2 separate regions of the Mus musculus genome follow, and region 2 is linked to region 1. A link is a loop called in an ENCODE intact Hi-C map of the cell type or tissue named here. Cell type or tissue: heart. All regions are shown on one strand. Each heading gives the region's core, and the rest is flanking DNA. Links, peaks and the distances in the headings are about the cores only.

The links. Peaks named below come from ENCODE experiments on the same cell type or tissue, not always from the same donor. Only the 100,000 strongest peaks of a DNase experiment are listed, where the experiment ranks them.
Region 2: it touches region 1 in a loop (2.3-fold over the local background); 10 of 42 quality-filtered maps call a loop at or near these places.

What each region holds. Positions count from the first base shown.
Region 1 is chr6:134,386,677-134,392,057 of GRCm38, forward strand. The region is part of intron 3 of 4933406J09Rik (RIKEN cDNA 4933406J09 gene); the gene reads right to left. Among named protein-coding and RNA genes, the nearest start is that of Bcl2l14, 7.0 kb to the right of the region's middle. In heart, for the core only: a CTCF peak has its summit at 3,024 (motif pointing left); no DNase peak of the experiment used is centred there.
Region 2 is chr6:134,250,242-134,255,622 of GRCm38, forward strand. The region is part of intron 5 of Etv6 (ets variant 6); the gene reads left to right. Among named protein-coding and RNA genes, the nearest start is that of Gm17089, 4.1 kb to the left of the region's middle. In heart, for the core only: no CTCF peak of the experiment used is centred there; no DNase peak of the experiment used is centred there; H3K27ac peaks cover 273 bases.

The sequences.
Region 1 (5,381 bases), core at 234-5,233:
CACTGGCCTAGACTATAGTAGGTCCACACCCCTCTACTTAGACCTAGCCACATTAGCACCCAGGTGGTAGGTGGGAGTGTCTCTAACTCTGTCTCCCTCCCATTCAGGTTCTGACTACCCCCAGGAAAATGCGTCCCACCAGTCTTAAGCCATAACCATATGGGTGACGAATCAGCATGTGTCAAGAGAGAGGTAAGTGTGACACCAGAGATGTGAACTGTGGGCATGTGTCTTGTATGTGAATGTTAGGGAAAATGAGAATGAGTGTGTAAACATCTCAGCTCAACACTTATGAAGCATCAAATGTGTGCAAGGCTTACATAAAATAAGGATAAGGTATTTATACCTTCTGATAGATTCTGTCTCAACCTGTTTTTGATTTCTATAACAAAATACCTGAGATCCGGTAATTTATAAGAGATAGAAGTTGATTTGGTGCATGGCCACACAGACTGGGTAGTCAAAGAGAGTGACACCGTCTAGTAAGTAAGGATGCTTCGTAATATCAAATACCGTATCGGATGCTGAATGTGCGTAATGCATACCTACTGCCCTGCGACACCATAAAGACTGCCATGTGGTAAACATAGACACCATCTCTTCCTACAAAGTCACTAATCCCACTGTCAGGGTTCCAGTCCCCTAGGATGTCACCTACTCCTAATTAGCACTGAGGACTTACCTCAAAACCCCATCAGCATAAATCTGTGGGGTTTCAACACATAAACTTTTGGAGAGAGTTACACTGTACGCGTAAATTGTTAAAAGAATATGAAGAGACGGCGCTCAGCCTTGGAGGCCCAGGAAGCTACTACATAGGCCATGGCTTTTAGCCAGCCAAGCAAGAGCGAGGAGGGCACTGTGGGGGAAGAGCAAGATGTGACTCAGCAATGGCGATGTGTGTGCAGGCAACCAACGACAATCCAAGCATGGATATGGCTGGAGCGAGAGACAAAAACTGGTTCTTGAAAGACAAGCAACGGTGTGTACATAATCCTGACTGTAGTGGGTGCCTGGGCTCTTGCAGCCAAGCCTGTCTCTCTGAGAGTGGCTCCCAGGGTGGTTTTGAACAAGAACCCACCTCCAGGATAAATTCTCCCTTGTGTTCTCCAGTACCCGCTGGAGTCTGGTACACTGGGTACCCACTCAAACTGCTGTGCAGAACTACGGTGAATAAACAGCCTTAGCCAGAGTCCCACGCATGCTTAACTGCATGCCCCCCATACCGGATTTATCCTGTCACAAATTACTAAAACCCCTGAGAGGTGGACCATTGACTGCTAAGCGAAGGTATGGATGTCAATAACTGCAATCCAGTGAAAAAGAGGTGATAAGTCAAGTGTGTCCAAAATACTTCTAGAGACAGAAAAGGCAGCAATTAATGGCGAGGAGTGGGAGGGAGGCAAGTCTCTCAGGAGGGAATATTTGAACTAGATCTTGAAAGTTAAACCTGGGTTCCCAGTGAGATTTCAGATATAATAAATGTGAGAAAGGGGGCTGGGGCTGGAGTTGGTGGGATGTTTGACAGGCACCCACAAACCCTTGGGCTTCATCCCCAACACGGCATAAACTGGACACGGCGGTGCACACCTGTGAGCCATGTGCACTCAGAAGATGCAGGTGGGAGGGTCAATAGTTTAAAGTTCAAGACAATAGGCAATAAGCAAACAACAAATGGAAGAGTGCACGGACAGTACGAGTTAGAACTGTAATTTTCAGCCCAGGCTCACCTAACGGCCTTGTTTGCTTGTGACACGGTCTTTCCCTATATCGTCCAGACCAGGCTTATATTTACCATCCTGCTGCCTCCAGCTCCCGAGGACCGGAATTTCAGGTGTACCCACTAAGGGAGCTTCTAAGGCTACCAATGCCCAGACTACACTCTGAAACCATTAAACCAGGCTCTCCGGGAAGCCAGAGTCAGCTCGTATTCATCCCACTGCAATGCTAAGTCCGGAGGCACTGGTCTAGAAAGAACGCTGTACAGTACTCTCGGAGGACAGGCACTCCGCAGTGATTTGCGATCCTTGAATGAACAACAACCCCCCCCCCCCGGAGAAAAAGCTCAGCGAAGCCGCTACCATCAGCTCTTTCTGGCTGCAGATTCTCCCCCACCAGCTCTCTGCCCTGCGATCATCAAAGTTTGGTCTCCAGGCCAGCGGCATCCGCAGCAGAAACTTCGGGAGTCGGGCCCAGCCACTAATGCGTACCCAGGGCTGGCAACCTCAGCAGTCATCACTGCTGGGCATCCGGGTGCAGTGGTCCCTGGCTTACAATCAAAGTGGCAGAGAGCCAACACTCACTTGTTTCTTGTGGTACCAAGAAAGGGCTCTGGGGATGGAAGCGTGGGGTTTGGGTTTTCTCCTCCTCAGAGCAAATTTGCTAAATAGACCAGGAGATTCAGGATGCGGAGAAGCACGGATGTGCCTACACAAGTTTCCTTCAGAGGGATGGATAAGACTAGGTGTTCCAGAGCTCTCCCCAAAAGGAACTACCGGACATGGCCTTGTCTAATCCCTCCTTCGAAACCTCCAGGCTGTCCTGGAAGGGGAAAAAAAATTCAATAAATGAAACAAGTTTAGAAGGAAAAGGCTTCCTAAGTAAAAGTGGAAATCGCCATTCTCCCAAAGATGTAAAGTAGAAACAGGGTCCACACAAGTGACCTGCCAACCCTGGAGCCCAAGTCCTGGAGGAGTGTGAGCCTAGAATGCCAGCGCTTTCTTGTGCCAGACTCCTGATTCTCTCCACTTATTAGAGGATTATCTGCTACACAACTAGATAGCTAAAGTTCTTTGGGAGTTTCCCACTTACATTCATCTCTACTATTCTGCACAGACGTTCAGGACCTGTGGAGTTTTTAAACACACACACACACACACACACACACACACACACACACAAACACACACACACAAACACACACACACACCTGCTTTTGGTAAATAAAAAAATCCTCAAGGACTAGAAAATTGGACTCGACAGCGTGTGTGTAGCGCCACCTGGTGGCCACAATTGAACGGCACCGTTTCCTTCCTTGTCCTGTGTTTATGAAAGGCTCCAGACAGGTACAGATAGATTCTTTCTCCCGTGTGGTCTGTCTCCTGCGAACTCAGCCACTTTGAGATGGCGACTGGAAAAAAAAATCTCCTTTTCACAAAGAAAAATCCTTGTCTTTTCACAAGCACAAAGCACAAATATATAAGCAAGCCATAGTGCTTTGTTCAAATCAACAAGTATTTAACATCTTCTGAATCCAAGGTTCTGTAACTGACAAATGGCAGCACGAAAGAACTTTCTGCGCTGTAAGACACGATGGATGGTGCCCCTTCCCTCACCATGAGTCCTCGGGTCCTTAGGGTGCCCTTGACTATCATTCTGGGTTCCATAGCCATGAAACACAGTGGTGGTGAGCAGCTGCCGTGCCTGCCAGGACACACTGTTGCTGACTGAGCAGTCTGGAAAGTGAGTTCTGTCCTTGATGTCCACCGTGACCTTGGGTGGGTGGCTTTCTGGACCTTGGTGTTGCGGGCTTATTAACAATCCTGCTCTACTGTCCTCATAAATCCCACGTTTTCAAAATGTGTCACCTGTCAATATTCATCTCTAAAGCAGGAACTTTGTGAGTTCTGCTTCACAACCAAATTTACAAATGTCAGACAAGTCAGAAAGGCCAGTATCCAACAAAAACAGTCCTTCCTGAATTAAGATGAAATCATAAGAGTGTCAGATGAAGGAAGATGAAGAGAAGCTTTCTCCAGCAAGACATCCCTATAAGAATGGCCAAACTTAAGCTGGCCATGGTAGCGCACGCCTTTAATCCCAGCACTCGGGAGGCAGAGGCAGGCGGATTTCTGAGTTCAAGGCCAGCCTGGTCTACAAAGTGAGTTCCAGGACAGCCAGGGCTACACAGAGAAACCCTGTCTAAAAAAAAAGAATGGCCAAACTTCTTTATGGGAGAGGAAGACAGAAAACCTTGGAAGATTATGAAGCAAGAAAATTGGTATGGGGGCGGGGGGAGCAAAACTGAGAGTGGGTGGAGTGGAGGCGCCTTCTCTGCTTGAATTCCTAAAATGTGTTTAATAGTTGAAGTGATCAAGCCAGCTCAGTCAGCCAACAGGGTCTCAAGGGAGGGAGGGAGGGTTGAAAAGAAAAAGACAACTAGACAACACTATAGCAGGACTCCAGCCAGGGCTGAGGCTGAAGGGGGGTTATTTTTTTTTCTAGTCTGCTTCTATATCATTCTAGGTACATACAAAGAAAATGGCCAGTCCTGAGGCATAAACAAAGTAGTCAGGGAACAAACAAGGCATAAACAAAGGTCCCAAGGTTACTGTATTCAGGGCTCTAACAAGACCCATCAAGATACAAAGGATTCCTTAGCTGTAGTCACCTTGAGTGGACTTTCGTGTCCCAGCCCAATGTCAAAGTCCTGCCAAATTCCTAGAAGCAGCCCCAAAAGCCCTCCACAATCAAGGAAAAGTTGATAACACTGCCTGATGCCATTTCCAATGTGTGTAAAGGAATTATTTAATAATTACGCTATAAACACAGGAAGCCCTCTATACATCACTATAAATGGGGAAAAGCTTTCTATACATCATTCAAACTGGCAAACAATGACACCATATGATGTGGTAAGAGATATATAGATATAGATACAGATATACGTATACATGATATAGATTAGATGAATGATATAAATAGAGACAGAAATAGGTAAATACAGATGCATGATATAGAGATGATATAAATTAGATAAATGATATAGATAGAGATATATAGAGATAGATATAAATAGATAAATTATAAATATATGATATAGACATTAATGATATAGATATGTATAAGACCTAGAACATACACTAAAAGCCATAAGGAGATAAATTCATAAACACAGATAAAGCTAGGTGGAAATCATGCAAGTAACCCAAGAGAGAAGAGAAAACACAAAATAGAGAACAAACAGGAAAGGATAGATATAAGCCAAGGACCATGGTATTTTGGGAGTATGGAAAAATCACAATGAAGCCCATTATTTTGTATGTTAACTAAAAAATTATTTGTGCCAGGTGGTGGTGGCACACGCCTTTAATCCCAGCACTTGAGAGGCAGAGGCAGGCAGATTTCTGAGTTCAAGGCCACCCTGGTCTACAGAGTGAGTTCCAGGACAGCCAGGGCTATACAGAGAAACCCTGTCTCGAAAAACAAACAAACAAATAAATAAATAAATAAACAAACCAGGCTGGCCTCAAACTCAGAAAACCGCCTGCCTCTGCCTCCCAAACGCTGGGATTAAAAGTGTGTGCCACCATGCCTGTCACCTTTTTAAGTTTTAAATTGTTTCTCTCTCTCCCTCCCTACCCCTCAACCCTGCCCTGCAG
Region 2 (5,381 bases), core at 75-5,074, 140 kb before region 1:
GTGTATACACATGCTCGAGCATATCCGTACACACACATGCACCCACACACACATGCACCCAGATCAAAAGAAAATGGGCACTAAAAGCGCAGCTCGGTGGTAGAGTGCTTGCCTAGAGTGCATAAAGCCCTAAGGTTTGATGGTCAGAACCATAACAACAACAGCAAAACAGCAACTGTCTGCGGCTTGCATGTTTTCAAAGGCTGTGCAACCAGGAGTGTGCTTCAGATTCCATTCAAAACATGTCAAAAATTTCGTGACAGAGGAATGGGCTATGCAGTAATATGGGGTTAGCCATGAGGTATTGGGTGATTATGTGGGTGAGTGGATGCATGGTGGTTCATACCATTGTTCTGCTTATACACAAGATTAGCTTTAATAATGAAGAAACCTCGGGATGAGTGGTCAGGGGGGCAAAGAAGGAAAAAAAACCTTACAGAAAAATCTGGATTTCCTCAGACAGCTAGAGGAAACGGGATGGGGTGGGAACTTCTAAGCAATGGAATTGTCCTTAGCTGCATACCGTCTGGGTCCTTCCTCTACGCAGTGTTTTCAGATCCTATTGCTTGCCTATAATTCTCAGGACAGCCCTCTGAGGTTGGATCCCTGTAATGTGCATGGGTCATTTGTACAGGGGGAACCACAAGAGAGATCCAGCCCTGAAGACACCAAGGCTTTCCCCAAGGTCAGAGGAGGGTTTGGTGTCACTCGGCTGTTGTCTGCAGTGCTTCTCTTGAGGGTATAGCTTGCTTCCTTCCTTCCTTGTCAAGGTCGTCCATGTCCACTGTCATTTCACCGCAGACTTCTTGAGAATCTTAAGATAAGCATATAGGTCCAGAAAGAAAACCTGCATGAGAGAAGGAAGAGGGAGAAGGAAAGGGAGGAGGAGAGGAGGGAGGAGGACTGAAGGAATTATGTAGACATACAGCACTATCTTCCCCTTGTAAGTTGCACATCTGTTTCATCGATTCTACCACTACTTTTAAAACCATATACCCCAAAAACAGCAGTAGATGGAGGAGGCTCAACACTTCAGATGCAACTGGAGGTAAATATCATATTGAGCAATTTTAGTCGGTCCCACAAAGGCAAATTAGCACATTTATCTCTCATTGGTGGGTCTTAGATTTTATGGAGATGCTCAAGCTCATACAGGTACAGGTATGAAAAATGTAAGAAACTGTAGGGTAACAAAGGAAATGAGCAGGAAGGGGGAGGGAAAGAAAAGGGAGGCGCGTGGTATGGCCGACTGCTCAAGCACATTTTATACTTGTGTGAAAGAGTCTTTATGTAACCCGGTGCCATACAGATACAGGAAGCCTGGTGGAATGTTCAGCCAGTCCAGTGACGACTCGGTCTCCACAGGTGCCTTGAGAACACTTAGAGAGAGCTAGTGTGTGCTTTTCCTTGCCTCTAAGAAGGCAGAGTGTTCTAGATGATTATACCCGGGTCAGATCTTCTGGGGACAATGCATTCATTCCTACGGGATGATTGAGTCCCATACAAATATATATTAATGTTCTTATGATCTTTGTAAATGTTGTAAAATCCCTAAATATATACATTACCTAATGCACTCAAATTCCAGATGAGCCCATTTAACTGTCAAGCATTGCTTTTTTACAGAGGTGAAATGCTGGGGTCATGGTCAGGTTGGGTGGTCGTTCAGGTCCCTTCCTGCTCTGCAAGTCCACAATCTAACAGTGAGTCTTGATTCTACAGCCCTCTGCGGAGGTGATTCATAGCCCCACACTCCTTTGGCCCCTTTGGAGGACCCTCTACTCTTCCCTCCCCCAACCCTCTGTCTTTCTGGGCTCCTAAGATCTTAGTAAAAGTGATTCTGTTTGTTGAAGGTCAAATTCTGTGAGTCACTGCTGTTTACACTGTAAGGTTCTGTCTAGTGAGCAGCCGTAGATGCTTTTAAATCTCTGCAAAGAGGCTGTTAGATGCGAAAACGTAGTTCCTTGAAGCCCTTTAATTGAGCACAGGAAGAAATGAAAGTGCCACCAAATGTCACACTGATGAGTAACTCCGCTGGAGGGTGTGGACAGAAACACTGCTTACCAGTGTAGAGCAAAACACAAGCCCAGATCCTTGCCATTCACGGGGGGTTGGCTTGGGTATAGGAGGATTTAGGTGTTCAGACACCTAAGAGGAGTCTGCACTGTATTCTTGCAGGGTGGGAGTTCACGAAAACGTAAGACTCAAATCTTTGGCATGAAAGAGCTGAGGTTAACTATAAAAGCAAAGCGCATGGTGTACAGCTCTCTTAGGACTGCCACTAAGTACCACAGGAGGTCAGGGCTGCCTTTCAGATGGGCTTAAAAGAATGCTTAAGGAATGGGGTGTGGGGAGTCTGCCTTTAATCCCAGCACTTGGGAGGCAGAAGCAGGCACATCTCTGTGGGTCCAAGGCCAGCCTGTTTTACAGAATGAAACCTTGCTTCAACATAAATATTTTTTAATAATGTATTTACTTCTATTTTATGTACATTGGTATTTTGCCTGCATGTACATCCGTGTGAGTGTATCAGATGCCCTGGAACTGGAGTTGCAGACAGTTGTGAGCTGCCATGTGGGTGCTGGGAATTGAACCCAGGTCCTCTGGAGGAACAGCCAGTCCTCTTAACCATTGAGCCATCTCTCCAAGCCTAAAATGAACATTTTTAATAAGTAAGTAAATAAATAAATAAATAAATAAATAAATAAATAAATAAATAAATAAATAAATAAAAAATAATGCTCAGAATCTGGGGAGTAAAGAAAAAGCTTACCAGTGTAGAGCAAAACACAAGCCCAGGTGGAGAAAATTCAGGCACAGACGTAAGAAGCTATAAAGACACGCATGTTCTTGTCTGTTCCTAGTAGAGATACAAGGCCAAGAGCTTGTCTCTCCGAGTCAACTAAAAAATTATTTTTCATAAACTCTTCTTTTCCCATCTCTGAAAAAAAACTAATGAATCATGCAAATAAAAGATCACATAAACTCTAACAATTTACCCTTGGTCTTAACCATATGGGAAAACTAATTTAATAGGAAAATTCAGTTAATGATTAGCAGCTTAAATACAGATTAAATACAAGTTAAGTCTATTTAAATATAACATGTTTTAATTTTACTTTGCAAATTAGAAAGAGGTCTTGGAAATTGTCCTCTGGATAAACATCAGGCTGTTTGTGTTGGAGTCCTTTCTTAGGACTGAGTGAGTTCAGTAGAAGCGACTTTTACAGGGAATGGAACTGAGAGTCACCTACATCGGTAATGCAGCCTCAAGCCTGTGTCCCCATCCCACCCCAAATACTTCTACCCAGAGACGTCTCAACAAGGATTGGAAGCCTTGGCCAAAGTGTAGCCACCACCTGATTCTGTAAATGAGTTTATGGGGGAAAGCCAGCCACATTTGTATTAAATTATCGTCTATGTCTGCTTTCAAACCATGACCCAGGCATGAATACAGTTGAGTCACTTCAGAGCGCCTCTGGCCAAACGTCTTAGATATTTGCCAATTGGCCTTGTACATAAAAAGTGGGGTGCCCCCCATGAACAGTCAGTATTCTGAGGACCTCAGACATAATTTAGGCTGAGGATACAGGAAGTATAGTTCTTGCTGGGGAGGAAATGCACACTTTAGGTGACGAGGCATGTCTGAGTCACGTGAAAAGGACAATAACAAACTATGTCAGCCAGTAGACAGTTCAGGGCTGCAGGCCATGCTCACTGAACAGTACGGCACAGCCGCGATGGCACCGTTAGAATAAAGAAAACAGCTCAGTAACGTCGCTTCTTTGCACATTTGAATTTGTAGTCACATTTGTTTATTTATTCAAAAATGATCATGTATTTACAATGTGCGAGACATTTCTCTATGTGAAAGACACAAGATTGACCAGTGCTTTGATCCTCCTGCCTCAACCTCCTGAACTGGGATTACAGGTGGATACCATCACACTGGGCTCAGACAAGTCTTTTTTTTTTTTTTTGGTCATTTTGATTTTCTCTTAAGTGGATTTTATATTTGTCCCTTTCGTGACCTTAATCTAAATATCTTCCAAGGAAAGATTCATTAGTTCTCTGACATTCATCTTATAACCCACAATTTGTCTGTTTTTTAAAATCCAGTAGCCCAGGCTGACCCTAATCCTATGTCAGCCTCCTGAGTGCTGAGATGATGGGCTTGAACCACTACATCCAGCTTCATAGCTCATTCTTAGCTCATTTGCTAATTTAGTCAAAGCCCTTGACATACGGTGGCTGGGTTCTTTTCTTTCTTGTGAGCACCTGATAACTTGTGTTGCAGTATTTCAATCTTGTCAAACTTGAGCTTCTTTCAGGATGCCATTATTCAGTTGACTTAACTACACCCAATAAGACTTAGAATTCCTTCCCACTTCAGGGTCCCCTCACTCCAAGCTCCCCACTAACACACTTCATATATATATTTAACAGTAAATAAAATGACTTCTAATGACATTCTGCTATGCTCATAGATCAGTTCCTTGCTCAGCCATCATCAAAGAAGTTGTCTCCTGCAGCAGATGGGGACAGATACAAAAACCCACAGACAGACAGACAGGCATTGTGCAAAGAATGAGAGACCTCGGGACACACGCTCTAAGGAGGATGTCTCTGTCAGACCCCTCCCCTGAGGGCTTGTGGAACCCTGTGGAGAAGAAGGCACAGAGAGTCTTAGAGCCATAGGGGATGGAAGACACCAAGGGAACAAGGCCTTCTAAATCAAGAGCATCAGTGCACATAGGAACTCAGAGACGGAAGCATCAAGCACAAGGCCTGAACAGGTCTGCCTCTGCGAGTGTGTTATGGCTTCCAGTTTAGTGTTTTCATGGGGACTCTTGAGTGTGTGAATGGATGGGTCCCTGAACTCTGTGCCTTCTCTTGGGCTCTTCCCTTTTGTTTGTTTGGTTTGGTTGGTCTTAATTCTGGTGTGTTAGGTTTTGTTTTATCTTATTTTATTATTTTCCCTTAGAAGCCTGTTTTCTGAGAGACTGAAAGGGAGTGGATCCGGAAGGGAGGGGAGGTGGGGAGAATCAGATGAGTGAAGGGAGGTGAAAATGTAATCAGAATATAGTATGTGAGGGGAAAAAAATCTATTTTCAATAAAGGGGGGGGGCTCAGAGGCCCTGGGGCAGTGGAGGATAGACCAGGTACTCCAGCCTCCCGCTCACCTTCTGTTACCTTCCTAGAAATTTGAAGGAGAGTGACTTCAAGTGAGGCTTTTGGATTCTTCCCCTTTTGCAAATGAGCCTCGGTAATAGCCTTTAAGATAAAATAAAAAGAGCCATAGATATGAGGGTCCACGTCATTCCTAAGCCTTCCTAATGAGGGGTGAGGACAGAGTTGTGGGATGTTTCCATAGTTGTGTT